2 separate regions of the Homo sapiens genome follow, and region 1 is linked to region 2. A link is a loop called in an ENCODE intact Hi-C map of the cell type or tissue named here. Cell type or tissue: CD14-positive monocyte. All regions are shown on one strand. Links, peaks and the distances in the headings refer to the core of each region. The heading gives the core; the rest is flanking DNA.

Region 1 (16,991 bases), core at 3,236-11,235, 210 kb after region 2:
AAGCGATCCTTCCACCTCTGCCTCCCAAAGTGCTGGGATTATAGGTGTGAGCCACTGCGCCCAGCTGAATGAGAGATTTTTTAGTGTCCATGTAAATTTTGATTTTTACAGAAAGAAGAGTATAGCATGAATTTTTTCAAGAATGTATATATTTTAATACACTACCTATTGTCCTGTTGATAGAAGATAAATCAAAACCAGAAGAATGGAAAACAGTCTTTTTTGTTGTTGTTTTTGCTTTTAGCAAACTCGGCTGCAAATAGCATACACAGTATTAGGTAAAATTTTTTCAGTCATCCCAAGATTTATTAGGGGAAGAAATGGGTAGACAAGCAGTGGATAAATTAGAAGTGGTAAGAAAACCCTAGTTCCATGTGGCTTCTTGTTACTTTGTCTGCTGTTGATGAAGCTGTCATCCCTCCATTATCTTTTCATATTTATTGGGAAATACAATTTAATCTGCCAGACTGAAATGAAAAGATAAATCGAGTATGACTTCTTATTCTTGTTCAGTTGGGAATAAATTTATTCCAGAGTCTTATTTTACTCATAAACTGCCCAAGTAACATCACTGGAGTAAATTTTTAAAAATTACACAAACTATTATTAAGAGAATATTGTAAAAATGAACCCCTCGTTCTTCCCAATTTGTAGAGACAGAGGTCTTCTCTGACCATGTCAGTTTAAAATGTAACTTTTCCTATTCTTCTGTGTGGTTAGAGACTTCTAAACAGGAAGTCCAAACAATCATATTTCCATAATTCCAAGATGAGTGGTTTTCCTTTTGCATCTCTGAAATCAGGGTGCATCATTTAGCCCAGAGTGGTGACCCACACCTGTTATACCACCATTTTGGAAGGCCAAGGCTGGAGGATCGCTTGAGCCTAGGAGTTCAAGACCAGCCCGGGCAACATAGTGGGACCCTGTCTGTACAAAAAATTAAAAACATAGCCAGGCATGGTGGCTCACGCCTGTAATCCCAGCTACTCAGGAGGCTGAGACCTAGGAGGATTGCTTGAGCCTGGGAAGTCAGGCTGCAGTGAACCATGATTGCACCACTGCACTCTGGGCAACAGAGTGAGACCCTGTCTCAAAACAAAAAAACGAAAAGCTGCGTCATTTGATAAAGCAGTATGTTTTCCTCTCTTCCCCAATCCCCCAATCTATTAAGTCAATAGCAATCTAATGATTGATGGGTTTTGCTGATTAAAAAAATAAAAGCTGTACTATATGCATTTTATAAGCTAAACATCTAATATAAAAGGATGAAAAAAGATGAAAATAAGAAAATTGTTAAAGGAATAGCAGATACATTAAATAAACAAGTAAATAAACAAAAAGCAGATTTCAAGGTTAAAAATCATTTAATGAGATCAAGACTATTTTTTATATTTGTAAATGTGAAAATTTTATATTTTAAGGCTGGGTGAGGTGGCTCACGCCTGTAATCCCAGCACTTTGGGAGGCCGAGGCAGGCAGACCGTTGGAGGTCAAGAGTTCAAGACCAGCCTGGCCAACATGGTGAATCCTGTCTCTACCAAAAATACAAAAATTAGCTGGGCATAGTGGCATGTGCCTGTAGTCCCAGCTACTTGGGAGGCTGAGGCAGGAGAATCACTTGAACCCAGGAGACAGGTTGCAGCGAGCTGAGATCATGCCACTGCACTCCAGCCTGGGTGACAGAGCAAGACTCCATCTCAAAAAAAAAAAATTTTTTTATATTTTAAAATTTAAAATTAATGAAGTTAATAGGACTCTCTTAAGCTTTATGAGTTTATAGCACATTGTAATAGAATATATAAAAATATAAATAAAAGGTAAAAAATTTACAATAATTGTGCAGATTTTTAAACTTTTTTTGGTAGCAGCTTTATTCAGATATAATTTACAAACTGCATTTATTTCCTGTGGCTGCTGTAGCAAATTACTGCAAACTTGGTTGCTGAAAACAGCAGACATTTATTTTCTCACAGCTCTGGAGGCCAGAAGTCCAAGATCAGTATCACTGGGCCAAAATGAAGGTGCTGGCAGGGCTGCACTTCTCTCAGGAGGGTCTGTGGAAGAATTTGTTCCTTGGCTCTTCCAACTTCTGGTGGCTGTTGGCATTCCTTTACTTGTGGCTGCATCACCAGTCCCTGTCTTTGTGGTCACATTGCCTTTTCTTCTCCTGTCTGAGAAATCTCCTTCTTAAAAGGATATATGTGATTGCATTTTAGGGTCTACCTAGATAATTTAGGATAATCTCCCCATCTCAAAATCCTTAATCACATCTGCAAAGACTCTTTTCCCATATAAGGAAGCATTTACAGATCCAGGGATTAGGACTTTACATCTTCGAGAGCCATTATCCAACCTACTATACCTACCTTATACCCATTTAAAGTGTACAATTGAATGGGCTTTAGTATATTTGCAGAGGAGTACAACCATTAAAACAATCCATTTTAGAACATTTTCACCCACAAAAGAAACTTCATACCCATTAGCAGTCACTCCCCATTTCCTTCCAAACCTCCAGCCCTAGGCAGCCACAAATCTCTTTCTGTCTCCATAGCTTTGTCTATTCTGAACATTTCATATATATGGAATATACAATATGTGGTCTTTTGTTTTTGGCTTCTTGTACTTGTCATAATGTCTTCAAGGTTACTCCATGTTGTAGCATGTATCAGTACTTCATTTCTTTTTATTGCCAAATGATATTCCTTTTTATGAACATACTACCTTTTATTTATCCACTCATCAGTTGGTGGACATTTCGGTTGTTTTCATTTTTTGGCTACTGTAAATAATACCACTATGAACATTTGTGCCTAAGTTTTTACATGAATATGTGTTTTCTGTTCTCTTGGGAGTGGAATTGTTGGGTCATGTGATAACTTTGTGTTTAACCTTTTGAGGAACTGCCAGATTGTTTTCTTTTCTTTTTTTTTTGTTATACTTTAAGTTCTAGGGTACATGTGCACAACATGCAGGTTTGTTACATATGTATACATGTGCCGTGTTGGTTTGCTGCACCCATTAACTCGTCATTTGCATTAGGTATTTCTCCTAATGCTATCCCTCCTCCATCCCCCGACCCCATGACAGGCCCCGGTGTGTAATGTGTCCTATGTCCAAGTGTTCTCATTGTTCAATTCCCACCTATGAGTGAGAACATGCGGTGTTTGGTTTTCTGTCCTTGTGATAGTTTGCTCAGAATGATGGTTTCCAGCTTCATCCATGTCCCTACAAAGGACATGAGCTCATCTTTTTTTATGGCTGCATAGTATTCCATGGTATATATGTGCCACATTTTCTTAATCCAGTCTATCATTGATGGATATTTGGGTTGGTTCCAAGTCCTTGGTATTGTGAATAGTGCCGCAATAAACATACGTGTGCATGTGTCTTTATAGTAGCATGATTTATAATCCTTTGGGTATATACCCAGTAATGGGATCACTGGGTCAAATGATATTTCTAGTTCTAGATCCTTGAAGAATTGCCACACTGTCTTCCACAATGGTTGAACTAGTTTACACTCCTACCAACAGTGTAAAAGTGTTCCTATTTCTCCACATCCTCTCCAGCACCTGTTGTTTCCTGACGTTTTAATGATCACCATTCTAACTGGTGTGAGATGGTATCTCATTGTGGTTTTGATTTGCATTTCTCTGATGACCAGTGATGATGAGCATTTTTTCATGTCTGTTGGCTGCATAAATGTCTTCTTTTGAAAAGTGTCTGTTCATATCCTTTGCCCACTTTTTGATGCAGTTGTTTGATTTTTTCTTGTAAATTTGTTTAAGTTTTTTGTAGATTCTGGATGTTAGCCCTTTGTCAGATGGGTAGATTGCAAAAATTTTGTCCCGTTCTGTAGGTTACCTGTTCACTTTGATGGTAGTTTCTCTGGCTGTGCAGAAGCTCTTTAGTTTAATTAGATCCCATTTGTCTATTTTGGCTTTTGTTGCCATTGCTTTTGGTGTTTTATTCATGAAGTCCTTGCCCATGCCTATGTCCTGAATGGTAATGCCTAGGTTTTCTTCTAGGGTTTTTATGGTTTTAGGTCTAACATTTAAGTATTTAATCCATCTTGAATTAATTTTTGTAAGGAAGGGATTCAGTTTAAGCTTTCTACATGTGGCTAGCCAGTTTTCCCAGCACCATTTATTAAATAGGGAATCCTTTCCCCATTTCTTGTTTTTGTCAGGTTTGTCAAAGATCAGATGGCTGTAGATATGTGGATGTGTGGTGTTATTTCTGAGGCCTCTGTTCTGTTCCATTGGTCTATATATCTGTTTTGGTACCAGTACCATGCTGTTTTGCTTACTGTAGCCTTGTAGTATAGTTTGAAGTCAGGTAGCATGATGCCTCCAGCTTTGTTCTTTTGGCTTAGGATTGTCTTGGCGATGCAGGCTCTGTTTTGATTCCATATGAACTTTAAAGTAGTTTTTTCCAATTCTGTGAAGAAAGTTATTGGTAGCTTGATGGGGATGGCACTGAATCTATAAATTACCTTGGGCAGTATGGCCATTTTCACGATATTGATTCTTCCTATCCATGAGCATGGAATGTTCTTCCATTTGTTTGTGCCCTCTTTTATTTCATTGAGCAGTGGTTTGTGGTTCTCCTTGAAGAGGTCCTTCACATCCCTTGTAAGTTGGATTCCTAGGTATTTTATTCTCTTTGTAGCAATTGTGAATGGGAGTTCACTCATGATTTGGCTCTCTGTTTGTCTGTTATTGGTGTATCAGAATGCTTGTGATTTTTGCAGATTGATTTTTGTATCCTGAGACTATGCTGAAGTTGGTTATCAGCTTAAGGAGATTTTGGGCTGAGACGATGGGGTTTTCTAAATATACAATCGTGTCATCTGCAAACAGGGACTATTTGACTTCCTCTTTTCCTAATTGAATACTGTGGGTGGCAAGCCACCCAGGTGCCAAGGCAAGAGACCGAGGACGCGAGCTGTTCCAGTATAATAAAATATAAAACAAGAATAGTTATACCATATATAGATCTTAGATATGATTATATATGAATATAATTAATCATTAGTAGTACTTATTCTTTATTCCAATATTGTAATAATCCTCGCTCTATAATCATAACCTAGGAAAAACCAGGCCATACAGAGATAGGAGCTGAGGGGACATAGTGAGGAGTGACCAGAAGACAAGAGTGCGAGCCTTCTGTTATGCCCAGACAGGGCCACCAGAGGGCTCCTTGGTCTAGTGGTAACGCCAGCGTCTGGGAAGACGCCCATTGCCAGGCAGACCGTGGTCTAGCAGTAGCGTAAGTGTCAAGGAAAAACACCTGCTACTTAGCAGATCGGGAAAGGGAGTCTCCCTTTCCCAGGGGGAGTTTGGAGAAGACTCTACTCCTCCACCTCTTGTGAAGGGGCTGACATTAGTCAGGCTCGCCCGCAGTTGTCTGGAGGCCTAACTGTCTCCCTGTGATGCTGTGCTTCAGTGGTCACGCTCCTAGTCCGCCTTCATGTTCCATCCTGTACACCTGGCTCTGCCTTCTAGATAGCAGTAGCAAATTAGTGAAAGTACTAAAAGTCTCTAATAATGGTGTAAGTTGTTTCTCTCTTTGTCTCCTCTCTCTCTCTGCCTCGGCTGCCAGGCAGGGAAGGGCCCCCTGTCCAGTGGACACATGACCCACATGGCCTTACCTATCACTGGAGATGGCTCACTCTCCTTATCCTGCCCCTTTGTCTTATATCCAATAAATATCAGTGCAGCCTGGTATTTGGGGCCACTACTGGTCTCCGCGACTTGGTGGTAGTGGTCCCCCGGGCCCAGTTGTCTTTTCTTTTATCTCTTTGTCTTGTGTCTTTATTTCTACACTCTCTCGTCTCTGCACATGGGGAGAGACCCGCCGACCCTGTGGGACTGGTCCCTACAGAATACCTTTTATTTCTTTCTCTTGCCTGATTGCCCTGGCCAGAACTTCCAACACTATGTTGAATAGGAGTGGTGAGAGAGGGCATCCCTGTCTTATGCCAGTTTTCAAAGGGAATGCTTCCAGTTTTTGCCCATTCAGTATGATATTGGCTGTGGGTTTGTCATAAATAGCTCTTATTATTTTGAGATACATCCCATCAATACCTAGTTTATTGAGAGTTTTTAGCACAAAGGCTGTTGAATTTTGTCGAAGGCCTTCTCTGCATCTATTGACATAATCATGTGGTTTTGTCTTCGGTTCTGTTTAGCTGATGGATTACGTTTATTGATTTGTGTATGTTGAACCAGTCTTGCATCCCAGGGATGAAGCCAACTTGATCTTGGTGGATAAGCTTTTTGATGTGCTGCTGGATTCGGTTTGCCAGTATTTTATTCAGGATTTTCGCATTGATGTTCATCAGGGATATTGGTCTAAAATTCTCTTTTTTTGTTGTGTCTCTGCCAGGCTTTGGTATCAGGATGATGCTGGCCTCATAAAATGAGTTAGGGAGGATTCCCTCTTTTTCTATTGATTGGAATAGTTTCAGAAGGAATGGTACCAGCTCCTCTTTGTACCTCTGGTAGAATTCGGCTGTGAATCCATCTGGTCCTGGACTTTTTTTGGTTGGTAAGCTATTAATTGTTGCCTCAATTTCAGAGCCTGTTATTGGTCTATTCAGAGATTCAACTTCTTCCTGGTTTAGTCTTGGGAGGGTGTATGTGTCCAGGAATTTATCCATTTCTTCTAGATTCCCTAGTTTATTTGCATAGAGGTGTTTATAGTATTCTCTGATGGTAGTCTGTATTTCTGTGGGATCAGTGGTGATATCCCCTTTATCATTTTTTATTGCGTCTATTTGATTCTTCTCTCTTTTCTTCTTTATTAGTCTTGCTAGCGGTCTATCAATTTTGTTGATCTTTTCAAAAAACCAGCTCCTGGATTCGTTGATTTCTTTGAAGAGTTTTTGTGTCTCTAGCTCCTTCAATTCTGCTCTGATCTTAGCTATTTCTTGCCTTCTGCTAGCTTTTGAATTTGTTTGCTCTTGCTTCTCTAGTTCTTTTAATTGTGATGTTAGGGTGTCGATTTTAGATCTTTCCTGCTTTCTCTTGTGGGCATTTAGTGCTATAAATTTCCCTCTACACACTGCTTTAAGTGTGTCCCAGAGATTCTGGCATGTTGTGTCTTTGTTCTCATTGGTTTCAAAGAACATCTTTATTTCTGCCTTCATTTCGTTATGTACCCAGTCGTCATTCAGGAGCAGGTTGTTCAGTTTCCACGTAGTTGTGTGGTTTTGAGTGAGTTTCTTAATCCTGAGTTCTCATTTGATTGCACTGTGGCCTGAGAGACAGACTGTTGTGATTTCTGTTCTTTAACATTTGCTGAGGAGTGCTTTACTTCCAACTGTGTGGTCAATTTTGGAATAAGTGCAATGTGGTGCTGAAAAGAATGTACATTCTGTTGATTTGGGGTGGAGAGTTCTGTAGATGTCTATTAGGTCTGCTTAGTGCAGAGCTGAGTTCAAGTCCTGGATATCCTTGTTAACCTGTCTCGTTGATCTGTCTAATATTGACAGTGGGGTGTTAAAGTCTCCCATTATTATTGTGTGGGAGTCTAAGTGTCTTTTTAGGTCTCTAAGGACTTGCTTTATGAATCTGGGTGTTCCTGTATTGAGTGCATATGTATTTAGGATAGTTAGCTCTTCTTGTTGAATTGAACCCTTTACCATTATATAATGACCTTCTTTGTCCCTTTTGATCTTTGTTGATTTAAAGTCTGTTTTATCAGAAAGTAGGATTGCAACCCCTGCTTTTTTTTGCTTTCCATTTGCTTGGTAGATCTTCCTCCATCCCTTTATTTTGAGTCCATGTGTGTCTCTGCACGTGAGATGGGTCTCCTGAGTACAGCACACTGATGGGCCTTGACTCTATCCAATTTGCCAGTCTGTGTCTTTTAATTGGAGCATTTAGCCCATTTACATTTAAGGTTAATATTGTTATGTGTGAATTTGATCCTGTCATTATGATGTTAGCTGGTTATGTTGCCTGTTAGTTGATGCAGTTTCTTCCTAGCCTCGATGGTCTTTACAATTTGGCATGTTTTTGCAGTGGCTGGTACTGGTTGTTCCTTTCCGTGTTTAGTGCTTCCTTCAGGAGCTCTTGTAAGGCAGGCCTGGTGGTGACAAAATCTCTCAGCATTTGCTTGTCTGTAAAGGATTTTATTTCTCCTGCACTTATGAAGCTTAGTTTGGCTGGATATGAAATTCTGGCTTGAAAATTCTTTTCTTTAAGAATGTTGAATATTGGCCCCCACACTCTTCTGGCTTGTAGGGTTTCTGCTGAGAGATCTGCTGTTAGTATGATGGGCTTCCCTTTGTGGGTAACCCGACTTTTCTCTCTGGCTGCCCTTAGCATTTTTCCGTCATTTCAACCTTGGTAAATCTGACAATTATGTGTCTTGGCTTTGCTCTTCTCGAGGAGTATCTTTGTGGTGTTCTCTGTATTTCCTGAATTTGAATGTTGGCCTGCCTTGCTAGGCTGGGGAAGTTTTCCTGGATAATACCCTGAAGAGTGTTTTCCAGCTTGGTTCCATTCTCCCCGTCACTTTCAGGTACACCAATCAAATGTAGATTTGGTCTTTTCACATAGTCCCATATTTATTTGAAGATCAAATTAATGAAATGAAGCGAGAAGAGAAGTTTAGAACAATGCCAGACTGTTTTCTACTGTAGTTGCACCATTTTACATTCCCACCAGCGGTTTACAAGGGTTGCAATTGTTTCACATCCTTGCCAACACTTATTCTCTGTTTTGTTTTTTATTATAGCCATCTTTATGGGCATGAAGTGGTAGCACATTGTGCTTTTGAAATGCATTTCCCTGATGGCTAAAAATGATTTTGAGCACCTTTTCATGTTCTTATTGTTCTTATTGGTTATTTCTTTTTTTTTTTTTTTTTCTTTTGAGGTGGAGTCTCGCTCTGTTGCCCAGGTTGGAGTGCAATGGTGCAACTGGCTCACTGCAACCTCTGCCTCACTGCAACCTCTGCCTCCCAGGTCCAAACGATTCTCCTGCCTCAGCTTTCCAAGTAGCTGGGATTACAGGTGCTTGCCACCACGCCCAGCTAATTTTTGTATTTTTAGTAGAGACAGGGTTTTTCCATGCTGGCCAGGCTGGTCTCAAACTCCCAACTTATTGGTCATTACTATATCTGCTTTGGAAAAAAATGTTTATTCAGATCTCATTTTAAAATTGGGTTGTCTTTTTATTATTGGATCATAACTGTTCTTTATATATTCAATCCTTTATCAAATATGTGATTTGCAAGTATTTTCTCCCATTCTGTGGGTTGTTTTTTAACTTTCTTGATGGTGTTATCTGAAGCACAAAAGTTTTAAATTTTTATGAAGCACAAAAGTTTTAAATTTTTATGAAGCCCAATTTGTCTATTTTTTTTCTTTTGTTGATTTTGCTTTTGATGTCATATCAAAAAACCATTGCCTAATTCAAGGTCATATATTCCTGTGTTTTCTTCTGAGAGTTTTATAGTTTTAGCTTTTACATTTATGTCTGTTTAAGTCTTTGATCCACTTTGAGTTAATTTTTGTCTATGGTGTGAGGTAGTAAAACTTTTTAAAAGTCTTTGATAAACTGAAGAGGTAAGAAACAAATAAGAATATAAAGAACCTATTAATATCAATAACTCATTATATGTGTATATTGAACTTTAATCCTTACAGTGACCCTCTTCCAATTTTCATAAAATTTTGGTCAAAATTCATTGACAATAGGCCACAAAGATTGCCTTATAAGTTCCAAAAGGTAGAAATATGACATGGTATATTCTTTTCTTATTATGTAATACAATTGGAAAACAATAAACTTAAAAATTAAGTCCAACCATTTGAAAATATTTAAAAAACTCTCCTCAATAACTTTTGGATCAAAATCTTATATCTAATTTTATGGAATGCTACTAAATGTGTACTCAGATGAGAAATTATAATCTTAAAACTTTTAAATGAGATAGGATGAGGAATTTTTGAAACACAGATAAATACAAAACAATAGAATAACAGCCAGCCACAGTGGCTCATACCTATAATCCCAGCACTTTGGGAGGCTTAGGTGGGAGGATCTCTTGAGCCCCAGGAGTTTGAGACCAGCCTGGGCAACATAGGAAGACCTGTCTCTACAAAAAATTTAAAAATTAGCTTGGCACAATGGCACGCACCTTTAGTCCCAGCTACTCAAGAGGTTGAGGTGGGAGTACCGCTTGAGCTCGGGAGGTTGCAGCTATAGTGAGCCGTGATCATGCCACTGCACTCCAGCCTGGGTGACAGAGCGAGAACGTGTCTCAAAAAAAGAAAAAAAAATCAATCCAAAAACCAACCAAACAAAAAACCACACAAAAAATAGAATAACAATATGCATATTACCGTCACCCAGAATTAAATCTTGTTACTTTGGCATATTTTTCTAAGGAAAATTATTCAATGTTGTAAAAGTGATACAGGACCATTAAAAAGAATCCAAACAACACATAAAAGTGCAAAGATGAGAATTTTTAAATCATCATTAATTTCTTAGGTGAACATCAAAACAGGTTTATATACTACGCCACTACAGATAGATGGGTACATAGCAAGTAGATGATCATAAATAGTTACAAGCATTTGATTACTTAGAAAATAAAAATATAATTGTACTTGACTCCAACAGAGGAAAAAGACACTAAAGTGAAAATAAGGGAATTACCGAAATTAAACATACCTTCACAAAATTTATTCTAAAGACATTCTAAGAAATAACTATACATATCTGTATATCTCTATAGCAATATATATCACAAAAGAGTGCAGTCATTTTTTAAAACTACATATTTTAATTTTGGAAATAACAATTGATATCCTACCATAAAAGATGAGAGTATTTAATATTTTCTCATATCTTTCTTTTTGTCTATTTCCCAGTTTTAGTTATTTTATAATTTTTATTTTATCCAGATTTACACTATTCACCTTCTTTTCTGTAATTACAATTGCCATAGTTGATTAATCTTAATTCAATATTTAAATGGATCCAAGGCTCATTTCCTGTCCTTTTACAATGTGTTTTGCTATTCCCAAATTATTTATTTTGATTCATCTCTTACTTGGCTGAATTTATTGTAGTTTTTTAAAGAAGATCACATGGGTGCTATATTTTCTGAGTTCTTATATATTGAGAATGTCTGCCTACACAGTGCCTTTATACCTAAACCATACCTTGAATGGTATACTGTAATTGGGTCACTTTTTTTTTCACCTAAAACAACATAAACATTGCTTAATTGTTTCCTGGTATTGAATGTTGTGGAGAAGTCTGATGTCAGTGTTTTTTTTTTTCTTCATTCATTTTAATTAGTTCAAAAAATATTTTATTGATTGCCAGGCATTGTTCTATGTTCTGTTATTAAAACACTGGAAAAAAAGAAAACAGAAAACAGAAAAGTCAGTGTCTTCCTGTTGCTTATTTTGTAGGTGACTTGGTTGTTAGCTTGAAGTTCATCCTCAAAGTTAAAGAGTTTAAGTAGAATTGTCTTGGTATAGAGCATTTTGTTTTAAAAATGTATTGAATATGGTGTGATCTTTTGATTTTTATTGTTTTTTTTTCATTTCAGGAACATTTTCTCATGTCTTTGAATACATCTTATATTCTATTTTTGGACTGCCTACATTAGGGAAACTAAATATCCTTATGTAGGATTAGATTTGTTCTTTCTAATTTTATTAATTTTCTTGTCTTTTCACCTGAATTCACTGTGATAATCTAAACCTTTCTCTCTGTCAATAATTCCATTTTATGATGCTTGCGCTTTTAAATTTTGATGCTCAATTTGGCTGCTTACACCTAAACTCTACCCTTTTATCTCATTCTGCTGTTTCATCAGCTTGTCTTTGAGTTCTTGTCATATTGAATCTGTGTTCCTATTAAGTTGTTCTATAGCTTAAAGCAATGGCGAGGAACTTTTTTTGTTTTTTAGCTATTTTTTGCTAGATTGAGTTTATCTATTTGCTTTTATTCTCCCTGTGTTGTTTGCACAGTTGCCACAATCCTATGTTACTTCTTTTTGTAGTCCTTGTGCTTGCATGATCCTGCCCTAATTTCTATTTATTCTGATATGGTATGGATGCTTTCTTGACTTTCTTCCTAGCCTGACACCAGTTTGTTTTCACTTTGAATCTTCAGTTTAGAGGCTTGACATTTTCTTTTCTGGTGACTCTTCTGATTCCTCCTGTTAGAGTAAGAGAGGAAGAGAAGAGGAAAGTGCCTCTGGAACAAATGCAGTCTTTGTAAGCATGCCTGGGCTTTGTATTCTGTTTTATTCCATCCATTTATTCATTTATTTATTCAATAAATATGTTTGCTCTTATTTATAATGAACATTCTGATAAATACCAAGCTGAAGAGTTTCCCTCTATGCTTAATTTAATTGAGTGTTTTTAAAGCAAAAATTGATTTTGAGTATTATCAAAAGGCTTATTTTATTTATTGAGTAATCATATGATTATATTGATTTATTCTATTAATATAATGAATTAGATCAACAAATTCCCAAATATTGAACCATCCCTCTCTCCCTCTCTCTTTTTTTTTTTTTTTGAGATGGAGTTTCACTCTTGTCGCCCAGGCTGGAGTGCAGTGGTGTGATCTCAGCTCACTGCAACCTCCGCCTTCCTGGTTCAAGCAATTCTCCAGCCTCAGCATCCTGAGTAGCTGGGATTACAAGTGCCTGCCATCACACCTGGCTAATTTTTGTATTTTTAGTAGAGACGGGGTTTTCCCATATTGGCCAGGCCGGTCTTGAACTCCTGACCTCAGGTGATCCACACACCTCGGCCTCCCAAAGTGCTAGGATTACAGGCGTGAGCCACCGTGCCCAGCCCATCCCTCTGTTTCTAGAATAAGCCTCAGTCATGCATATTTTAGAAGAATTCCTAAAATCAGTCTTTTAATTCTCAGTTGTGCTTTTGTTCTTCATCTATTATTCAGCGCCTCTATTTAGTTTATTTTTATCAACATTTTTAATTGACAAATTATAATACGTGTATTTATGTACAACGGGATGTTTATATATATAAAATGTAGAATGATTAAATCAAGCTAATTAACATATTCATCATCTCACATCATTTTTCAAGATTTTACATATGTGAGATCGTGTTGTATTTGTCTTTCTGTACTTGGCTTATTTCACTTAGCATAATGTCTTCCAAGTTTATCCATGTTGTCACAAATGACAACATTTCCTTCTTTTTTAAGGCCAAATTATATTCCATTGTGTATATACACCACATTTAATCTACTCATTGTTAATGAATACTTAGATGGTTCCATATATTGGCTATTGTGAATAATACTGCAAAGAATATTAGAGTACAGATTTCTTTTTGGCATAGTCTCTATTTAGTTAAAAATTGTGTTATAATTGTTATTTCTATGAATATTTTCCTTCTTTCGGCTTAGTTTAAGTTGGATTTTACCTATGCACTATTCTTTTTTTTTTTTTCTTTTTTTTTTTTGAGACAGAGTCTCTCTCTGTTGCCCAGGCTTGAATGCAATGGCATGATCTCGATTCACTGCAACCTCCGCCTTCCAGGTTCAAGCAATTCTCCTGCCTCAGCCTCCCGAGTAGCTGGGATTACAGGCGTGTGCCACCATGCACAGCTAATTTTTGTATTTTTAGTAGAGGCCAAGTTGGCCAGGCTGGTCTCAAACTCCTGACCTCAGGTGACCCACCCGCCTCGGCCTCCCTAAGTGATGGGATTACAGGTGTGAGCCACTGTGCCTGGCCCACATATGCACTATTCTTAAAATCTGTAGTATGTAGTCTTGTTTATAATTATACTCTGAGACCCTATAAAGAGACATCCCAAGATAATATGAATTCATCTTTCATGTGATGGCAGTTGACTCTCATCCTCCACAGCAGGCTCAAGCCTGACCTTCCAATAAGGTGACTCTGAACCAGTGCAATTAAATTTTTTGGACCCCACTGTGGTCACTTTTTAATGTGTATGCCAGCTGTTGGGGTTACAGAGGTAAGTGAGGAGACAAACAGGCAAATAATTACAAATTATTGTATCAGCATGTCAGAGGAGGAACATTAACAGAGTAGGTGAGCCAAGATGTCTCAGATAATATATATAGCTGGGTCTTAATATGTATGTAGCTGGACAGATGTAGGAAAAGCAGAAAGGCTTTCCAGGAAGGAACAACATGTAAAAAGACATAAAGGTCTGAAAGAGTATGGTTTGTCTACATGATAGGAAATAATTTTTTTTTTTTTACTAGGATGTGAGGAATATGACTGGGGAAGGATGAGAAATAAGAGAGGAAAGTTAGGTTAGAACTCCATCTACAAAGATATTATATAGAATGCTAATGAGTTTATATAAGTACTATTAGGTATATATCACCTTTACCCCATTTTCTCCTTTGTGTCATTTTTTATATATATAACATATAAATATTTAATAAATATGGTATATATTATATGTAAATATATAAATATTTTTACATTTATATAAAATATGAGCATGTATTTGTGTGTTGTTATATATAATATAATGTTTATTAAATATTTATATATAAATATATATAATACATGTATATAAAACAACACACAAATGAGAAAATGGAGTGATATACATTATTTATTTTATATATATAAACAAATATAATTTTGTTTTAATGGATGGCTTGATCTAATTAATATTAGTTTTCCTGAAATTTCCCACTTTCTCTTCTTGAAGTGCAAACAGCACACAATCAGACACTTTCATTATAAAGAAGAGCTGTTACCTGAACAGAAACAAGAAAGTATTTCTTACATAGAAATATTTATTGAAAGTTTTTAGTTATCTCACCAACAAATCATTGGGCCATCCCATATGACATAGAAGTAGTGTTTGGAGCACTTGCTTTCAAAGAGATTGCTTTAAAGCTATCTTATCAGTACTCATTTAACGAAACTGGAAGATAATGTAATAATAAATGTTGGGCTTGAAGTAGAGATGTTACACACAGGTGCCGCCTAGTGGAGATACTATGTCATACAATTGCCCCTCAGATCATTTGTAAAGAGCAATGTAATTAGTACTCAGGATGGAGTATGGAGAAAACTGAGTCACTGAGTAATAATTAATATAGAGAAAAAGAGAAATGGAGAGAATGAATGTCACAGATGCCTTCATATTCCTACCATTTTCCTAGCGTATCTGTTTTCTGATGGATAAATGAACAGGTGATAATCTGTTTGTTGACTGTGACCTCTCTCACTTTTCATCTGTTTTATCATAGTAAATGAAGACCCAAAGTAACTACTTTAGAATGTTTACTTCTGGTCTCTTAGTTATTAAGAAAATAAAAAATATTTACTCAATACAATAATGCATTGTTGTATGGGAGTGTGTCTGTAGGTATATGCAGGAATTTATTTCCCCGTCTGAGGGTTGGAGACACACATGTGCACAGACATACTGGATTGGACTAGGGTAGAACCAGAGAAGGAGAGGATCAAAATATTAGTAAATTAAGGACACATGCAGGCACGCACACAAGCACGTGCACACAAACACACACATATAATTACAAAGCAATGAACAGACGGCAATGAACAGATGCAAACATTATAAACTAGTATATTCATTGCTGCTGAGGGATGCATAGCAGAAGAAAAGTGAGACTTCAGCAGGGTGGGTTAAGTGTAGGAAACTCGTCTGGTGGTCGTGAGTTTTAATTTTCTTCCACCTTCCACTTTGTTTCCTTACTTCAGAAAGAACCTTAAGAACAATGTTTTCAAAATTCATATACTGACGGAAACAATTTAAAAGGTAGAATATACTGGTTTATTTTGTTTTGTTTTATAAGTCAAGTGTTTAGAAATATGTTTTAGGACTATATCAGGTTTGTTTTAAATTATCAGAACACTAGCAAATGTAAAAGAACAGAAATTATAACAAACTATCTCTCGGACCACAGTGCAATCAAACTAGAACTCAGGATTAAGAAACTCACTCAAAACCACTCAACTAAATGGAAACTGAACAACTTGCTCCTGAATGACTACTGGGTACATAACGAAATGAAGGCAGAAATAAAGATGTTCTTTGAAACCAACGAGAACAAAGACACAACATACCAGAATCTCTGGGACACATTCAAAGCAGTGTGTAGAGGGAAATTTATAGCACTAAATGCCCACAAGAGAAAGCAGGAAAGATCCAAAATTGACACCCTAACATCACAATTAAAAGAACTAGAAAAGAAAGAGCAAACACATTCAAAAGCTAGCAGAAGGCAAGAAATAACTAAAATCAGAGCAGAACTGAAGGAAATAGAGACAAAAAAAACCCTTCAAAAAATTAATGAATCCAGGAGCTGGTTTTTTGAAAGGATCAACAAAATTGATAGAGCACTAGCAAGACTAATAAAGAAAAAACGAGAGAAGAATCAAATAGACGCAATAAAAAATGATAAAGGGGATATCACCACCGATCCCACAGAAATACAAACTACCATCAGAGAATACTACAAACACCTCTACTCAAATAAACTAGAAAATCTAGAAGAAATGGATAAATTCCTCGACACATACACTCTCCCAAGACTAAACCAGGAAGAAGTTGAATCACTGAATAGACCAATAACAGGCTCTGAAATTGTGGCAATAATCAATAGCTTACCAACCAAAAAGAGTCCAGGACCAGATGGATTCGCTGCCGAATTCTACCAGAGGTACAAGGAGGAACTGGTACCATTCCTTCTGAAACTATTCCAATCAATAGAAAAAGAGGGAATCCTCCCTAACTCATTTTATGAGGCCAGCATCATCCTGATACCAAAGCCGGGCAGAGACACAACAAAAAAAGAGAATTTTAGACTAATATCCTTGATGAACATTGATGCAAAAATCCTGAATAAAATACTGGCAAACCGAATCCAGCAACACATCAAAAAGCTTATCCACCATGATCAAGTGAGCTTTATCTCTGGGATGCAAGGCTGGTTCAATATATG
Region 2 (16,991 bases), core at 4,395-12,394:
CATTTTTGATTGTTTGAGGGCTTAAAAACTGTGTTATACTGTGTGTAGTTTTCCCAATATGCTTTTTAAAAACTAAATATTATCCTGAAAAGATTCATCTACTTATTACATATAGCTATAGTTCACTCATTTTTGATGGGGTAAAATTCGAATATATCATAGTTTATCCATTCTATTTACATAGACTAGATTGTTTCTATTTTTTTGGTGACATACACAATGCTGCTATCAGCATTCTTGTACGTGTCTTTTGGTGTACATGCAAAATATATCAACAGTATATATACCTATGAGTGAAACTGCAGGGTCATAGAGTAAATAAAGGTTCAACTTTACAAGATAGTACCAAATTATTTTCCAAAGTGGTTGTACTGATTTATACTCTCACCAGAAAGAGTAAGAGTTTTAGTTGATCTAAATTCTAGCCAACACAGGATCATCAGATGTTTTCTATTTTTGCCAGTCTAATGTTTTATCTCATTATGGTCTTAATTTGCTTTGTCTTGAGATTAACTAATGAGGTTGGGCATCCTTTCATAGGTTTATGGGCTACTACTAGTTTCATAGCCTTGCCCTTATTTCTAAAATAAGCACACCAAAAGAAGGATAATTCAAATTATTTTCAGTTTTTTGGTGGATTTTTCTACCTATGAGAATTGTGATGAGAATATGTGGATAAGTAAAAAGCAAAAACACCCCTGATGCTTTCTTATAGGGCACAAGCAGCCAAAACCAGTTATGTCTACAGGGGTGAACTACATTTATTGAGTACTACGATGGGCTAGGTACTTTATATGTTGTTTCACTGAATGGGTACCACACCCTATGGGACTTATTCAAGGTCATAAATGGTGGAGTCAGGATTTGAACGTGGGTCTATCTTTCTGCTATAATCAGCTGCATCTAAACTAAAAATCTTACTTTGATACTTATAACCCAAGATGGCAATTCAGAGGGAGCTGAAGAAGAAGGAATATCTTTTTTCATGGCTTTTAATAAAGTAATATCCTTTGCATCTTTCCTCTATGACTTCTACACTTCAAAGTAGTGCCAAAAGCGTAGAAAATTCCTTTGGCTCCCCCAAAAAGCAAATCAGAACAGTGTTTTTAACACAAGATCCCCAAATAATTTTTTCTTTCTTTATGTTTCAATAGCCAGCCAAATGAATAATTTGCTTTCCCTTCTGTTTACTTCGAAAAAAAAACTTGAGGGAAAAAAAAACTAAGCATATCAAAGCATTGTAGGTCTTAGGGTAAAATGGATTTAAAAGGAATGAAAAAAATGTTCAATTATGTTAATTTCAGCAGAATTCACCGCCAAAAAAGCAAAGACACAACATTTCTTATTTAATAAGAGTAACTATCGGGTAATGCAGTTATCTTGAACAATAGCATTCAAATGGTAGCTGAAGGTGGAATGCTTACCATTCTATTCTAACAAGTGCAGAAACCAGATATAACAGCCTTTCTTGTCAAGTAACTTCACACATTGTTACTGAAAAATGCCAGTCAATCTCTTCAAAACATTGGAAATTACCAGGAGAAAAGTGTAGAGACAGCTCTTAGTTTCTTAGTGAACAGAATAATTTCTGATACATAACGAGAATATCTAAATTAAATAATTAAATAATTAAATAAATTACTAAATGTTTAATTAATTAAACATTTAATTAATTTAATAATTAAATGACTAAATATTTGTTGGCTTTTTTATGATCAAATTTCCAAGAGCCCTATTGTTAAATAGCTTTTAAAGAGTATAATTACTTCTTATGTTCTTAAGAAAAAATTGACCTAGAAACAGTAAGGTATTACATTTAATTTTAGGGTGTTCAGGAACCATTAAGTCTTTTTTTCTTTTTTTTTTTCTTTTTTTTTGAGACAGAGTCTCACTCTGTTACCCAGGCTGGAGTGCAGTGGTGCGATCTCGGCTCACTGCACCCTCTGCCTCCTGGGTTCAAGCGATTCTCATACCTCAGCCTCCCGAGTAGCTGGGATTACAGGTGTCTGCCACCACCCCCTGTAATTTTTGTATTTTTAGTAGAGATGGGGTTTTGCCATGTTGGCCAGGCTGGTCTCAAACTCCTGACCTCAAGTGATCCACCTATCTCAGCCTCCCAAAGTGCTGGGATTACAGGCATAAGCCACCATGCCTGGCTCCATTAAGTATTAATTGAAAGATTAATGCATTCTTATTAATCTGTTTACTACCTGATCATAAAAACAGGTCACTAAATAAAATATGTCTGGAAAATATAGAAGCACTGAAGTAATATTTGCTGAGAAGTAGGCTTGGTGGAGGGAGATGCTGTCAGCCTTGAACACTGGGCTAGCAGAGTGTTAAGCAATATTTTCCCAAATCTTATCATTCAAGATTCTTTACACTTTCTATTTGCTCCAATCCAAGTCATCTCATTTATCATTCTCCAAACGTACCTATTGACTTCCTTTGTTCATGCTGTTGTATCAACCTAGAAAGCCCCTCTCCCCTCTCCTATATTCTTTTCCAGTCTTCAAAGCTAGTTTCAAACACTAGTAGTTTGTGACATTTCTTTTATCACCTGACTGATGCTCTCTGTCTCCCTCCAAACCTAACGGTTGCTGTGCATCATTTTTGCGACACTACCAGTTCTGTTTCTGGGTTACAACTGGGTACTTGTTTTATCTCCCATCATCAGATTGTAATCTCCTTAAGGGCAGGAACTATGCCTCATTGCCCTTTGCATCTCACTCTGTGTTTAGCACAATGCCCTATGTGCAGATGGAACTCAATAAAGGGTCGAATGAGTGACTGGAGCAGCTAACTAATGCCATGTGAATGCTTGAAGCTAACTAGCTATACATTTTCTGCTAGTAAGGACTCTATGCCAGTTACATTTTAGCCTTACCAGGTTAAAAGAATGGTTTTTGTTGCTCAGGAGTAGCCTGTGGCTAAGATCTGGCAGTAATACCTTAATACCTTACCCAAAGACTATCCTTTTGGTTAAGCAGACAGAATCATTTACTTGATCTCAATTTTTAAAACATATTATTTTTTTTGAAAGATGAGGTCTCGCTATGTGCCCAAGCTGGTCTTGAACTTCTAGCTTTAAGCAATCCTCCCACTTCAACCTCCCAAAGTGCTGGGATTACAGGTGTGAGCCACTGCACCCAGCCCATCTGCTCTCAATTATATATTCATTCATTCTCATTCATTCATTCATTCAACATTCATTGACTACCTATTATGTTTTAGATACTAGGCACCAGGGAATGAAAGTAAGCACAACTGTCCTTATTCTTAAACAGTTAGTATTGTAGTGGGGGAGACAGTTCCATAAAACAGAAATTATAACGATATGTCATTTAGGCCTACAGCAAAAGGACATACAAAATGTTATAGAAGCAACAGAGGAAGAAGTGACTAACTATGGTGTTGGGAAATCCTTCACAAAAGTTAATTTTTTGGCCGGGCTTGAACTAGTGGGTTTTTGTCAGATGGAAAATAAGAGTATTGGCCAGGCATGGTGGCTCATGCCTGTAATCTCAGCACTTTGGAAGTCCAAGGTAGGAGAATCCCTTGAGGCAGGAGTTTGAGACCAGTCTAGGACACATAGCGAAACACTGTTTCTACAAAAAAAAAAAAAAAAAAAAGAAAAGAAAAAAAAAGTAAGTAAGAGTATTTCAGGGAGAAGAACAGGCAAAAGAGCTGAAAACTGTAGAAGAATGAGAGTCTGATAAATTTGGGGAAGAGTGAGCAGCTGTGGATTTTTCAAGCAAAGGTACAGGTATTGGGGGTTAAGGCTATCAAGTAATATTACTGTTATGAGTCTGCAATGATGGAAATTCCAAGATAACAGTTCTATGATCAGAAAAGATGGTTATGAATTGTCAATTCACTGGATATCAGATTATCCATCAGTTACCTCAGCCCTTGGAAATAAATGAATAGTAGGAGGTATCTATCAGACAGGAAAAAGGAATCTAGTAGTCTTTCTAAGAGACATATGTGCTTCGAAACTGGAAGAGATAATGCCATGCTTCTGGCTTTTGAAAAAAGCAGATATAAAACACACAGGCTTGAGGAGGAATAAAGGCATCAGGTCTGCCACTTGGCCACTTGAAAGAGAAGGCTTAGATCCACTGCTAGAAACAGAAAAAACAGCTGTTTGGGTTATCTATTGCTTTATAACAAATTACTGCTTTATTATATTTTATGATTTTATGGGTCAGAAATTCAAGCAGCACTTGGCTGGGTGATTCTTCAGTTCTACATGGTATTGCTAAGGGTCATTCAGTGCTATTCAGGTGATATTTAGTTAGCATATGAGCTGGTATGGAGGATCTAAGCAGCTTCATTCACATGTCTAATGTCATAGCCTAGATGGGTGGAAAGCTGGGCTCAACTGGAAATGTAAACTGGAGTGCCTAAACATGATTTCTAATTTATCTTGGGCTTCCTCAAAGCATGGTATCCTCAGGGTTGGTCTTCTTGAATAATGGCTCAGGGCTCCAAAAGGACTAGTCATCCTAAAGGCTAGGCTCAGAGCTGGCATAGTGTCATTTCTGCCACACTTTATTGGTGTACCAAAAAAGTCCAACACAGATTCAAGGAATCTGTGAGAGGAATTAGATTCCCTTCGCACAATAGCAGAAGTAACAAGAATTTGCAGCCATCTTTCGACCCTGGTGATTAATTGAATAAGTAGACAAAATTAACAGGACAGAAAAACAGGTAGTTAATGACAGTGAATGAAGTAGAGCTCCTAAAGCCTAGGGCCATAGAGCTATTTAGGAGGGCAAAGCAGCTAACTCTTAGGTCAGTGCAAGGAGGACTGAAGGCCATATGGATATTTTTACAGGTTAATGTCTATAAAGAAGTGTTCTCTTTATTGGGAGGCTAAGGACAAGAAAGGACCTGCAAGCATGGCAGTAAAGACACACAGTATGGTCCAGGACCAGAGTGAATACCTAGGCACTCATAATCTGAGAAAGCTGGTTTGGAAGAGGCTCAGACATGATCAAATCAGTAGTTCCCATATAATCTGACCTTGTTTTAAAGTCTAATTTAGATCAAGATATATAGTATTGGCTGGAATCAGGAATCAGAGATTCAATTTAATCATATTTTATAGAGATATGACATGCATTAAAGTAAAAACAAAGTCAGAGGATCCTGGAATACTTACAATTAAAATCAAAGTCACATCATGCTCCTATTAATATTATGACAGGGTTTAAGAAACCTTAAATAAACAAACTTTCTTCCCTATAATTTTCAAGCAATAGAAAACCTCTGTGAGACACCTACTATTTCTCTAGTGTTTCTTTTAAACTCCTTTAAAATACAAATAGGTGTGAATCACAGTCAGGATGGTCAGCAACAAGAAAGCGAGCTTGATTAGAATTTTGCTGAAATAGCTTTGATTCTAAAGAAAAAAAAGTCCTTGGACAACAGCTAATTTAAGAGACATCACAGTCCAGTCAATGCCCTATAGAAAAATCTGAGCTCTGGATGTGAAACTGTTACTGGATGTCTTTTGTCTTCAATCCTTATTCCACTTTTTAAAAAGTTATTTAATGTGTGCAACCTAACTCACCCACTTGTGATAATTTCAGAGTTGTTATACAGTCTTTTCTATCACTAGAGATCAAATTCATTGGTTTTAGAAAGCAACAAGTCTTTGTTGTTGTTGTTGTTTTTTGAGCCAGGGTCATGCTCTGTTGCCCAGGTTGGAATGCAAAGGCACGATCATAGCTCACTATAACCTCAAATTCCTGGGTTCAAGTGTTCTCTCGCCTCAGCCTTCATGAGTTCACAAGTAGCCAGGACTATAGGTGCATACCACCACATCTGGCTTTTTTTTTTTTTTTTTTTTTTTTGAAGGGGGAAGAGATGAGGTCTAACTAAGTTGCCCAGGCTGGTCTCGAACTCTTGGCTTCAAGTGATCCTCCCACCTCGGCCTGCCAAAGTGCTAGGGTTACAGATATGAGCTACCACACCTGGCCATAAAAGGCAATAAGTCTTACAGTGTTCTGAACCTGTCACATCTGACAGGCATGCAATATGGAAACTTCACAAGTCACTGGTTACCTCTGGGTCCCTTTTAGAACTTTTTTAGTAACAAAAAGCTCCAGGCCTCATGCCTATAAATTATTATTATTAATATTATTATTATTATTATTTTCGAGATGGAGTCTCATTCTGTTGCCCAGGCTGGAGAGCAGCGGCCTGATCTCGGCTCACTGCAAGCTCTGCCTCCCGGGTTCACGCCATTCTCCTGCCTCAGCCTCCCGAGTATTTGGGACAACAGGTGCCACCACCACGCCCGGCTAATTTTTTGTATTTTTTAGTAGAGACGGGGTTTCACCATGTTAGCCAGGATGGTCTTGAACTCCTGACCTCGTGATCCGCTCACCTCAGCCTCCCAAAGTGCTGGGATTACAGGCGTGAGCCACCATGCCCGGCCCTCATGCCTATAAGTTCTTATTCTTTAGCTCTGACGTTGGTCCGCTGGTGTGCTGGAGCTGGCTAGGTTGTTAGATAACAATTGTTACATTTTTAGGAACCTTGTGAGACACGTCGGTAGCCAAGGCGGATGTGTTTATCAGCAAAATCAGCAAATGCCACACATGAGCCCCTGCTTAGAAAACAGGCTTTTAAACATTTACTAGCATACAACAAGTTGTGGGGCCTCGGAATCAGTACATTAAAAAAGCTCTGTAGATAACTGATAAGCAGTTAAGACTGAAAACCTTTGGCTTAAAGGTTTGGAGAAACAACATCAAAAAGCCCAGGGTACACATAGCCTCTGCCTACTCAAGGTACCTGTGCTAGGTAACCAAGGAGAGCAGTATGATCATAGAAACTCAGCTATCAAAAAAAAAAAAAATTCCCTTCCTAGACTGTAAGCTCTGTAGAGCAGGACTATGTTTTTATAGTGCTAAGCATACAGAAGATGCTCAGTAGATATTAGACAAATTAATAAATGTGGTTCAAGATTTCACAACCAGTAAGTGGCAAAACCAGAAATAAACTTAGGCTAATTTCACTATATTTTGTACTTTTTTCCTCCATTAAGTTATTAGTCATATACTTGGTTTGCCAATCCAAGATGAGTGCTTAAATATGGGGCAGACAGCATGCGGCACCCATCATAAGATAGTAAGAAGACTCTGCCTCTGTGTCATTCTCTTGTTTGCCAGAACCAGAAAAGTCAACAAAGTCTCTTCATGATTATTGTCTCATTTGAACCACTCCGGAATGAATGCCATGTAGGTATGATTATAGCCTTATTTTTCAGTTGATGAATCTGCCTCATGGAAGTGAGATAATTTGCTCAAAGTAACCTAAGAGTACACAGCCAAGTCAGGATTCTGTCTGAAAAGGTCAAATAACACCTTCTACCAGAACAGGTTGCTCCTCTTGTGTTAAAGGAATGCTCCAGATTCTGCTCCCTTCCATTCAGGTGAAATTCCAGATCCCACTTTCTGAAGACCCCACACTTGGTCCATTTCCTTCATTGTAGCCTGAGCCCTCAATATGGACATAGAGTCTTATGTTCAGCCAATACATACTGATACAGCTGTACTAACTGTTAAAATATTGAAATAGTGACTGCCTGGAGCCCCTCTGAGTGTGTCATGATCCAGCCACAACCAGGTAAATGCCTAGTGCAGCAGGGGACGTCCAGGTCTTGCTCCCATCTTTTCTGATTGGTTGATGGCTATACCATACTAGTTGTGAAATATTTTGAATATCTCCTCCTCTACTTATAGCCACATCTCTTCTGTTCTCTAAACTTTGGTTTAAAACTCTTAACTGTGATCTTAGCTTCACCTGGGGGATCCTACCTGTATGCCTCTTTTGCCCATATATGTTTTCTTATTCGTCTGTCCTACCAGCTATACCAATTGCTTAGCCTGGCATCTGGGTTTAGCACCAGGCCTCTGCTACACGTGATTACCACGCTTCCACAAGAAACTTAAACAATGAGAAGCACTCATAACACCTGGAAGAGGCTAAATAAAATCCATCTGTTATGTTTCTTGTAGCATTAAACATTCTAATTGTTCATGGATATAAAGAACAAGAGGACTAACCAAGGTTACAAAAGGAAACATTATCTAGAAATAAGGACGAAGAACATGTAAAGAAGGATAATGAAGCAACACCGATTACTTAACAAATACTCCTAAATGAACAGCATAATTTTCTCAAACTTTCTAAAATCACTTTCAAACTACAAAGTAGGGAAATACAGTTAGTGGCCCAAGTAAAAAAGAAATTAGAATATTTAAGATGTAGGTATACTGCTAAGACAGTTTTCATTAGGGGGAAATGAATTGTTACTACGTTAATATTTTACTATTTATATTTAAATCTAGACAATTACCTTTTCAGCTATCAATAGAGGAAAAGAGGATATTGAATATCTCTGAACAGCAAATAATCAATATACTCACTGAGAGCTGCTGGAGTCTATAGGGGACACAGAAAAGTGTGAAACAGTACCATACTCAAGGAGTTCATCTGCCTGAAGGGGAGTTCATCTGCCTGTTTTATCTGAAAAGTTGTTCCAAAATATACAGTATAAATGTATGGCACAGGAAGTACATGTCACAGGAATTCAGAAGAGAGATGAAGAAAAGGGAAGAGCAGTAGAAATACATTTGACATCTTGGAGTGGCAGTGAACTGACTAGCTGAGTTAAAACCCAGAGCTTTCCTTAAGGTAGGCTGCAAAGATAAGCTGCAGGAGACAGGACTTTGAACCTGATCCTATGAGGTAGCCAGGGAAGGTATTTATTAGCATCTTAGAAAATTATAAATATGTTGTTTTGATGGCTTTTTTTTTTTTTTTTTTTTTTTAGGAAACACTACAATTTGGAAAGCCAATCGAGAAAAGTTAGGTAGTTTTTCCAAAGCCAGTGACACTGCTAATTTAACTATGGGCCTCCACTAGAGGGCAGACGAGTCGAAGCTTACACTGTGGTTGAACTGGAGAAAGCAGTGCATTCATAGAAAATTCTGAGAAAATTATTTTGTTTAAAGACCATTTTCAGTGCCTTCAAACTTGGACAGAGTCTTTAGCTAGCAGATCAGTCTTTCACAGAAAATCTTTCTGTGGTATAAAATGCTTCTTTTTTTGTTTTGTTTTTGAGACGGAGTCTCGCTCTTGTCACCCAGGCTGGAGTGCAGTGGCGCAATTTCGGCTCACTGCAACTTCCGCCTCCCAGGTTCAAGCAATTCTCCTGCCTCAGCCTTCTGAGTAACAGGGATTACAGGCGCCCGCCATCACGCCTGGCTAATTTTTGTACTTTTAGTAGAGACGGGGTTTCGCCATGTTGGCCAGGCTGGTCTCGAACTCCTGACCTCAGGTGATCCGCCCGCCTCGGCCTCCCAAAGTGCTGGGATTACAGGCATGAGCCACCACAGCCGGCCTAACGTGCTTCTTAATTGCAAAATAGACCAGTAGAAAAGTTATACTTTGGGAGTCTGGCTCAGCTGACAGCCACATGTGCTTATATGTGGTAGGCATATCTGGAATGCCAACAACAGCACTCATCACTGACTATCTTACCTCAATCTTCCCCACTCATCTCAGGCACATCCTAACCACCACCCAAGTTGATGTCTAACTATGTGTATACTATCTGGACCATAATTTCAATCTAGATTTTCCTTTTCATTTTGGTCAACTGGGGAAGTTCTTTATCCCTTTAAAGTCAGAGGTAAGGTGAGGCCACTAGACAAAGACTCTGATATGTGCATTTGCCTCAGCAGGCTGAGGAGCTGTTATATGGTGGAGTGGGGGTTGGTAGGAGCCTTCAGTTCTCATTAACTAGAACACAAGGTGAATGATAACAACTAAATAAAAAGGTTGAGAATTTCATTAAACTTTTGAGAGGCTAAGGCTAGATTTTGTAAAGTACTATAAACTCCTTTTTCTGCTTTGATCTCTTGTCAAAAAAAGATGTATGAGCAGGCTGGGAATGGTGGCTCATGTCTGTAATCCTGGGACTTTGGGAGGCTGAGGCGGGCAGGTCACTTGAGGTCAGGAGTTCAAGACCAGCCTGGCCAACATGGCAAAACTTCGTCTCTACTAAAAATAAAAAAATTAGCCATGCGTGGTGGCACACGCCTGTAGTCCCAGCTACTCAGGAAGTTGAGGCACAAGAATCACCTGAACCCAGGAAGCGGAGGTTGCAGTCAGCTGAGATTGCACCACTGCACTCCAGCCTGGGCAACAGAGTGAGACTCTGTCTCTAAATAAATAAATATGCAAAAGCAATCCTATTTAGTAGCTTGATAGACTGCCATTAGCTGGAAGTTAATTTTCCTCTACTCCTCACCAGTGTTAGTATCACAAGTATTTTCTTTTACCCATATCCTACAAAATGATATCATTTAGTTTCAGATATAGGTACACTTCAACTGCAGGTGAATTTTGCTGTACTTAAAGTCTTGTAGTATCTCTAACATACCACTCCGTCTTGTCTCAGACTTTACTGTTCCCTCTGCCTAGAATACCCTTCATTCCCCCTTTTGCTTGCCTACTTCTATTAATCCTTTATTCCCTCATTCATGAGATGAAATCTAACTCTGAAGCCCAGACTGCAGGGCAGTGGTGTGATTATAGCTCACTGCAGCCTTGAACTCCTAGGTTCAAGAGATTCCCCCACCTCAGCCTCCTGAGTAACTGAGACTACAGGCACACACCACCGTGCCCAGCTCATTAAAAAAAATTTTTTTTAGAGACAGGGTCTCGCTTGGTTGACCAGGCTGGTTTCGAACACCTGGCTCCGAGCAATCCTTCCACCTCGGCCTCCCAAAGTGCTGGGATTACAGGCATGAGCCACCCCACCAGCCCTACTTATCTTTTAGATTGGAACTTAGGTGTCCCTTTCTCCAGAGGCCTTCCTTGATCCCTCTAGGACTGGGTTCCACGGTCTTTCCAAATACAACCATACTCCCTCTACAGTTCTCTAGTGTAGCAATTCTCACACTGCCTGTTTACTTGTTGGTCTCCATATTATAAGCTTGAAGGCAGGAACTGTCTCTTGATCACTGCTGTATACTCAGCACCTAGCAATGCTGAATAAAAATTTTGAATAAATGACTAATGTAAAAGAAAGAACAAGTATTGTAGGACAGATTCTCCAACCAAGGTGCCCCATTTTCTATAATGTAGATTCAGTCTGCAAACACCCTGATTTAAAATACAAAAAGATAGTAATTCCTCAAACAAGAATATTCTTAGCTATAGCCATCCCACATTTTCACATACGCAACCATTTTAGAGACTGCACAACAGAATTCTCATAGAAACAAAGATGAATGGGTCAATGTTGTCAATAATAATCATAAATTAGGGAACTAATCATCATCATCTGCTTTTAGAAGTGGGTTCTATTTATTTTATTTTAGATAGTCATATCTAGCAATCTTTATAGCTTCTATTTTTTAACTTGCATATTTAAATAAGTTTCCCAGAAAATAGTTCATTAATTCATCTACAATTTATTGTGGTATATGGTTGAAGATAGAGCTATCTAACTTAATTTTCTCCCCAAATAGTTAATTGTTATTACAGCACTACCTGGCTATTTATCCATTTTCCCCAACTGACTTGAAATTCTACCTTAATCATACACTAAATATTTTCATGTACTAAGGTCTATTTCTGGGCCTTCTAGGCAACATCTTTCTTGTACACCATGCTATTATTAGCTTATAATTGTTTTCAATATGTGACTGTGAGAATCTCATCTTTTAATTTTGAGTGCACAATTTCACCCACTTAGTCTTCCAAATGACTTTGTTAGGTTTTCAACACCCTAAAAATCCCTTTAGAACAAGCTTGTCCAACCCATGCCCAGAATGGCTTTGAATGTGGCCCAACACAAATTCGTAAACTTTCTTAAAACATTATGATTTTTTTTTGTAATTTTTTTTCTCAGCTCATCGGCTATCATTAGTGTATTTTATATGTGGCCCAAGAAAATTCTTTTTTTGTTTGTTTTTTGGAGACAGAGTCTCGCTCTGTTGCACAAGGTGGAGTGCGGTGGCACAATCTCGGCTCACTGCAACCTCTGCCTCCTGGGTTCAAGCGATTCTACTGCTTCAGCCTCCCGAGTAGCTGCGACTACAGGTGCGCACCACCACACCTGGCTAATTTTTGTATTTTTAGTAGAGATGGAGTTTTGCCATGTTGGCCAGGCTGGTGTTGAACTCCTGGCCTCAAGTGATCCATCCTCCTTAGCCACCCAAAATGCTGGGATTACAAGTGTGAGCCACTGTACCTGGCCAGGAACTTTTTAATATTACATTTGATTATATTATATATTACGTAATATATAATGGTTATTGCCGGCAATATACAATAGCAAATCATTTCTATATATTTATTTTGATATTAACTGGTTTATTGCAGTTTTAAAAAATAAATTTTTATATATTTTTTCATTTAATAATCACTTTTCAAAGAGTAAAAATGTAAAAAGCTATTCATTGAAGTTACGTAAACAAGTGCTTCCACTCACAAATAAGATAGAAATACTTATAAATGAAATGTGAACCACAAGTTTTTTTTTTTCTTGGAGACAGAGTCTAGCTCTGTTGCCCGGGCTGCAGTGCACTGTTGCGATCATACCTTACTGTTGTCTTGAACCCCTGGGCTCAAGTGATCCTTCCACCTCAGCCTCCCAACTAGCTGGGACTACAGGTGTGCACCACCATGCCCAGCTAAATTTTATTTTTTGTAGAGACAGAGTCTCACTATGTTGTCTAGGCTGGTCTTGAACTCCTAGGCTCAAGTAATTTGCCTACCTCAGCCTCTTGAAATGCTGGGACAGGCATGAACCAAATAATTTAATGCAAGCTTCACCACCTAATTCTCTAAGAATTTGTATAATCTCAAGTATAAAAATATCTAAAGAGTTTGATTTTCTATCGACTATTTTAATTTACATTTAAATATATTTATGATTTTTATATAAAAGAGGAGATTACATATATCCAACATAAGAACTGTTGTCAGGGAGCAAGTGGTAATACTTATCTCTAACCCTCATGAAAAATAAGAAAAAAAGACTCATTCATTAAACTGTGAACCTTTTGAAACAGGGACTGTGTCTTATTTTTATACCCTGATACCTGGCCATAGTATGTGTTCTTTTTTTTTTTTTTTTTAAGTCTTATTGAGAAATAATTCATATACCATACAATTCACCTATTAAAAGTATACAATTCAATGTTTTTAGTATCTTCACACAATTATGTTTTTTAAAATATATATTTCTGCCTTTTTTTTTGAAGATAGGGTCTTATTTTGTTGCCCAGGTTGGGGTGCAGTCACACAATTTTGGCTCACTGCAGCCTCTGCCTCCCAGACTCACGTGATTCTCTCACCTCAGCCTCCTGAGTAGCTGGGACTACAGGCACATGCCACCATGCTTGACTAACTTTTTAATTTTTTGTAGAGATGACAGCTCACTCTATTGCCCAGGTTGGTCTTGAACTCCTGGATTCAAGCGATCCTCCTGCCTTGGTCTCCCAAAGCACTGGGATTACAGGTGTCAGCCACTACGCCCAGCCTATTTATGCATTTTAAAACCATGCCAGCCGGGCGCGATGGCTCATGCCTGTAATCCCAGCACTTTGGGACACCGAAGCGGGTGGATCACGAGGTCAGGAGATCGAGACCATCCTGGCTAACACGGTGAAACCCCGTCTCTACTAAAAATATAAAAATTTAGCTGGGCATGGTGGCGGGCGCCTGTAGTCCCAGCTACTCGGGAGGCTGAGGCAGGAGAATGGCGAGAACCAGGAGACGGAGCTTGCAGTGAGCCGGGATCACACCACTGCACTCCAGCCTGGGTGACAGAGCAAGACTCCGTCACAAAAACAAACAAACAAACAAACAAAAAACCAACCATGCCATATATTCAAAACCAAAAGTGTATACAGAGAGAGGGAGAAGAAAAAATAAAAATAAAAAACAAAATTTAAAGTCCAACGAAAAGATTTTCACCGTATATAAAAGAATGAATTAATAGTCTCAACGAACAAGGAATTCCAATTAGAAAAAGATAAACACCAATAAAAAAATGGGGGCAGGGCACGGTGGCTCACGCCTGTAATCCCAGCATTTTGGGAGGCTGAGGCGGGTGGATCACTTGAGGTCAGGAGTTCAAGACCAGCTTGGCCAACATGGCGAAACCCCATCTCTACTAAAAATACAAAAATTAGCCGGGCGCAGTGGTGAGCGCCTGTAATCCCAGCTACTTGGGAGGCTAAGGCAGGAGAATCGCTTGAGCCCTGTAGGCGGAGGTTGCAGTGAGTTGAGGTTGCGCACCACTGCACTCCAGACTGGGTGAGTGAGACTCTGTAAAAAAGGCAAAGACTAGAAGCAGATAATTCACAAAAGAAATACAAATGAAAAGGAAGTGAAAATGTTTAGCTAGAAATTTATAAAACAAAAAATTTAAAAAACAAAAATCCAAACAAGGATGCTGTACTATATTTTCCCTAAAAAAATCATTTAAGCAGCCGGGCACGGTGGCTCACGCCTGTAATCCCAGCACTTTGGGAGGCCGAGGCGGGAGGATCTCTTGAGGTCAGGAGTTCGAGACCAGCCTGGCCAACATGGTGAAACCCCGTCTCTACTAAAAATACAAAAATTAGCCGGGCGTGGTGGCAGGTGCCTGTAATCCCAGCTACTTGGGAGGCTGAGGCAGGAGAATCGCTTGAACCCGGGAGGTGGAGGTTGCAGTGAGCTGAGATTGCGCCACTGCACTCCAGCCTGGAAGAGAAGAGCGAGACTTCATCTCAAAAAAAAAATTAAATTAAAATTTAAAAAAAGGCTGGGCTTGGTGGCTCATGCTTGTAATCCCAGCACTTTGGGAGGCCGAGGAGGGCGGATCACCAGGTCAGGAGATCAAGACCATCCTGGCTAACATGGTGAAACCCTGTCTCTACTAAAAATACAAAAAAATTAGCCAGGCGTGGTGGCGCGCTTGTAGTCCCAGCTACTAGGGAGGCTGAGGCAGGAGAATGGCGTGAACCTGGGAGGCGGAGGTTGCAGTGAGCTGAGATGGCGCCACTGCACTCCAGCCTGGGGGACAAGAGTGAGACTTCGTCTCAAAAAAAAAAAAAAAAAAAAAAAGGCCGGGCACGGTGGCTCATGCCTGTAATTCCAGCACTTTGGGAGGCCGAGGTGGGCGGATCACCAGGTCAGGAGTTCGAGACCGTCCTGGCTAACATGGTGAAACCCCGTCTCTACTAAAAATACAAAAAATTAGCCGGGCGTGGTGGCGCGCTTGTAGTCCCAGCTACTCGGGAGGCTGAGGCAGGAGAATGGCGTGAACCCGGGAGGCGGAGCTTGCAGTGAGTGGAGATTACACCACTGCACTCCAGCCTGGGCGACAGAGCAAGACTCTGTCTCAAAAAAAAAAAAAAAAAAAAAAAAGAAAGTCATTTAAGATAAAACAATAATATGCAATACTGTCGAAGGATCAGGAAAAATGGGCAATCTGTATCAACAGCTTTAGTATTGACCATGTTTTTGATACCTTAGAAAAATGCATTCTAATAAAAGAAATCAGATATCATCAAAGGTTTATGCAGACTATTCATAATGGCAAACAAACTGTAAGCCACTTTAATGTACAAAAACCGGGAAGTTGAGTAAATTAAAAAACTGCCACGTAATAGAACTTTATTAAGCCATTAGCTTATATTGCCTAAGTATTATATATTTAAAATAAAAACATGAGCAGAAAATAATAATTACTGGGGAAGAAGCAGGTTTCTTCTGGTATGTGAATTATAAATGATTACTTTCTTATATATGACCATCTATATTTTCTAAACTTCCTACAATGATCATATATTACATATATTATAATGGGAAAGTGAATTAGGGATGGGGAAAATGTATAAATTACTGTTCCTTTTCTTTCTTTTTTTTTTTTTTTTGAGATGGAATTTCACTGTTGATACCCAGGCTGGAGTGCAATGGTGTGATCTCAGCTCACTGGAACCTCCACCTCCCAGGTTCTAGCGATTCTCTTGCTTCGGCTACCCAAGTAGCTGGGATTACAGGCGCCCACCATCACACCTAGCTATTTTTTGTATTTTTTTTTTTTTTTTTTTTGAGACAGAGTCTCGCTCTGCCCCCAGGCTGGAGTGCAGTGGCTCCATCTCAGCTCACTACAACCTCTGCCTCCTGGATTCAAGTGATCCCCTGCCTCAGCCTCCCGAGTAGCTGGGATTACAGGCACAGGCCACCACACCCAGCTAACTTTTGTATTTTTAGCAGAGATGGGGTTTCACCATGTTGGCCAGGATGGTCTCAACCTCCTGACCTCGTGATCCGCCCGCCTTGGCCTCCCAAAATGCTGGGATTACAGGTGTTAGCCACCGTGCCTGGCCCCTATTTTTTGTATTTTTTAGTAGAGACGGGGTTTTGCCATGTTGGCCAGGCTGGTCTTGAACTCCTGACCTCAGCTGATCTGCCTGCCTCGGCCTCCCGAAGTGCTGAGATTACAGGCATGAGCCACTGTGCCCAGCCTGTTCCTTTTCTTAATTAGATGTCTTATGAGGTATTAGGTAGATGAATACACATATCATCTAACCAACGTTTTAAGAGAGACTTAATAAGTTGGAAGATCATCAACAAGTGAAAGCCTCTGCTGGCAGGTGGCTGGCTACCTAAATAAATGACACTCTCCCTTTCCTCCTTCTTTGTACAGCAGCTTCTAATCTCCTGCTACAGCCATGTGAACTCAGCTCAAATTCACAATCTTTTCTATCCTATTCAATGTCCTTTTTCTCTAGAGCCCTGATTGTTTATTTTTTATTTTTTTTCTGGGGCGGGGGGATAGAGTCTCGCTCTGTTGCCCAGGCTGGAGTGCACTGGCGTGATCTCGGCTCACTGAAACCTCAGCCTCCCAAGTTCAAGCAAATCTCACGTCTCAGCCTCCTGAGTAGCTGGGACTACAGGCGCGC

What was found. Hi-C counts contacts between places; a loop is a spot of excess contacts. Peaks named below come from ENCODE experiments on the same cell type or tissue, not always from the same donor. Only the 100,000 strongest peaks of a DNase experiment are listed, where the experiment ranks them.
Region 1: a loop joins it to region 2, with 4 times the contacts of the local background. A loop is called at or near these places in 57 of 110 quality-filtered maps.

What each region holds. Positions count from the first base shown.
Region 1 is chr17:30,006,891-30,023,881 of GRCh38, forward strand. The region is part of intron 7 of EFCAB5 (EF-hand calcium binding domain 5); the gene reads left to right. Among named protein-coding and RNA genes, the nearest start is that of EFCAB5, 74 kb to the left of the region's middle. RefSeq lists a silencer at 14,821-15,115. In CD14-positive monocyte, for the core only: no CTCF peak of the experiment used is centred there; no DNase peak of the experiment used is centred there.
Region 2 is chr17:29,799,007-29,815,997 of GRCh38, forward strand. All of the region lies in intron 2 of SSH2 (slingshot protein phosphatase 2), which reads right to left. Among named protein-coding and RNA genes, the nearest start is that of SSH2, 120 kb to the right of the region's middle. RefSeq lists an enhancer at 11,039-11,098. In CD14-positive monocyte, for the core only: CTCF peaks have their summits at 8,936 (motif pointing right) and 9,147; a DNase peak (open chromatin) is centred at 8,945; H3K4me3 peaks cover 930 bases; H3K27ac peaks cover 1,426 bases.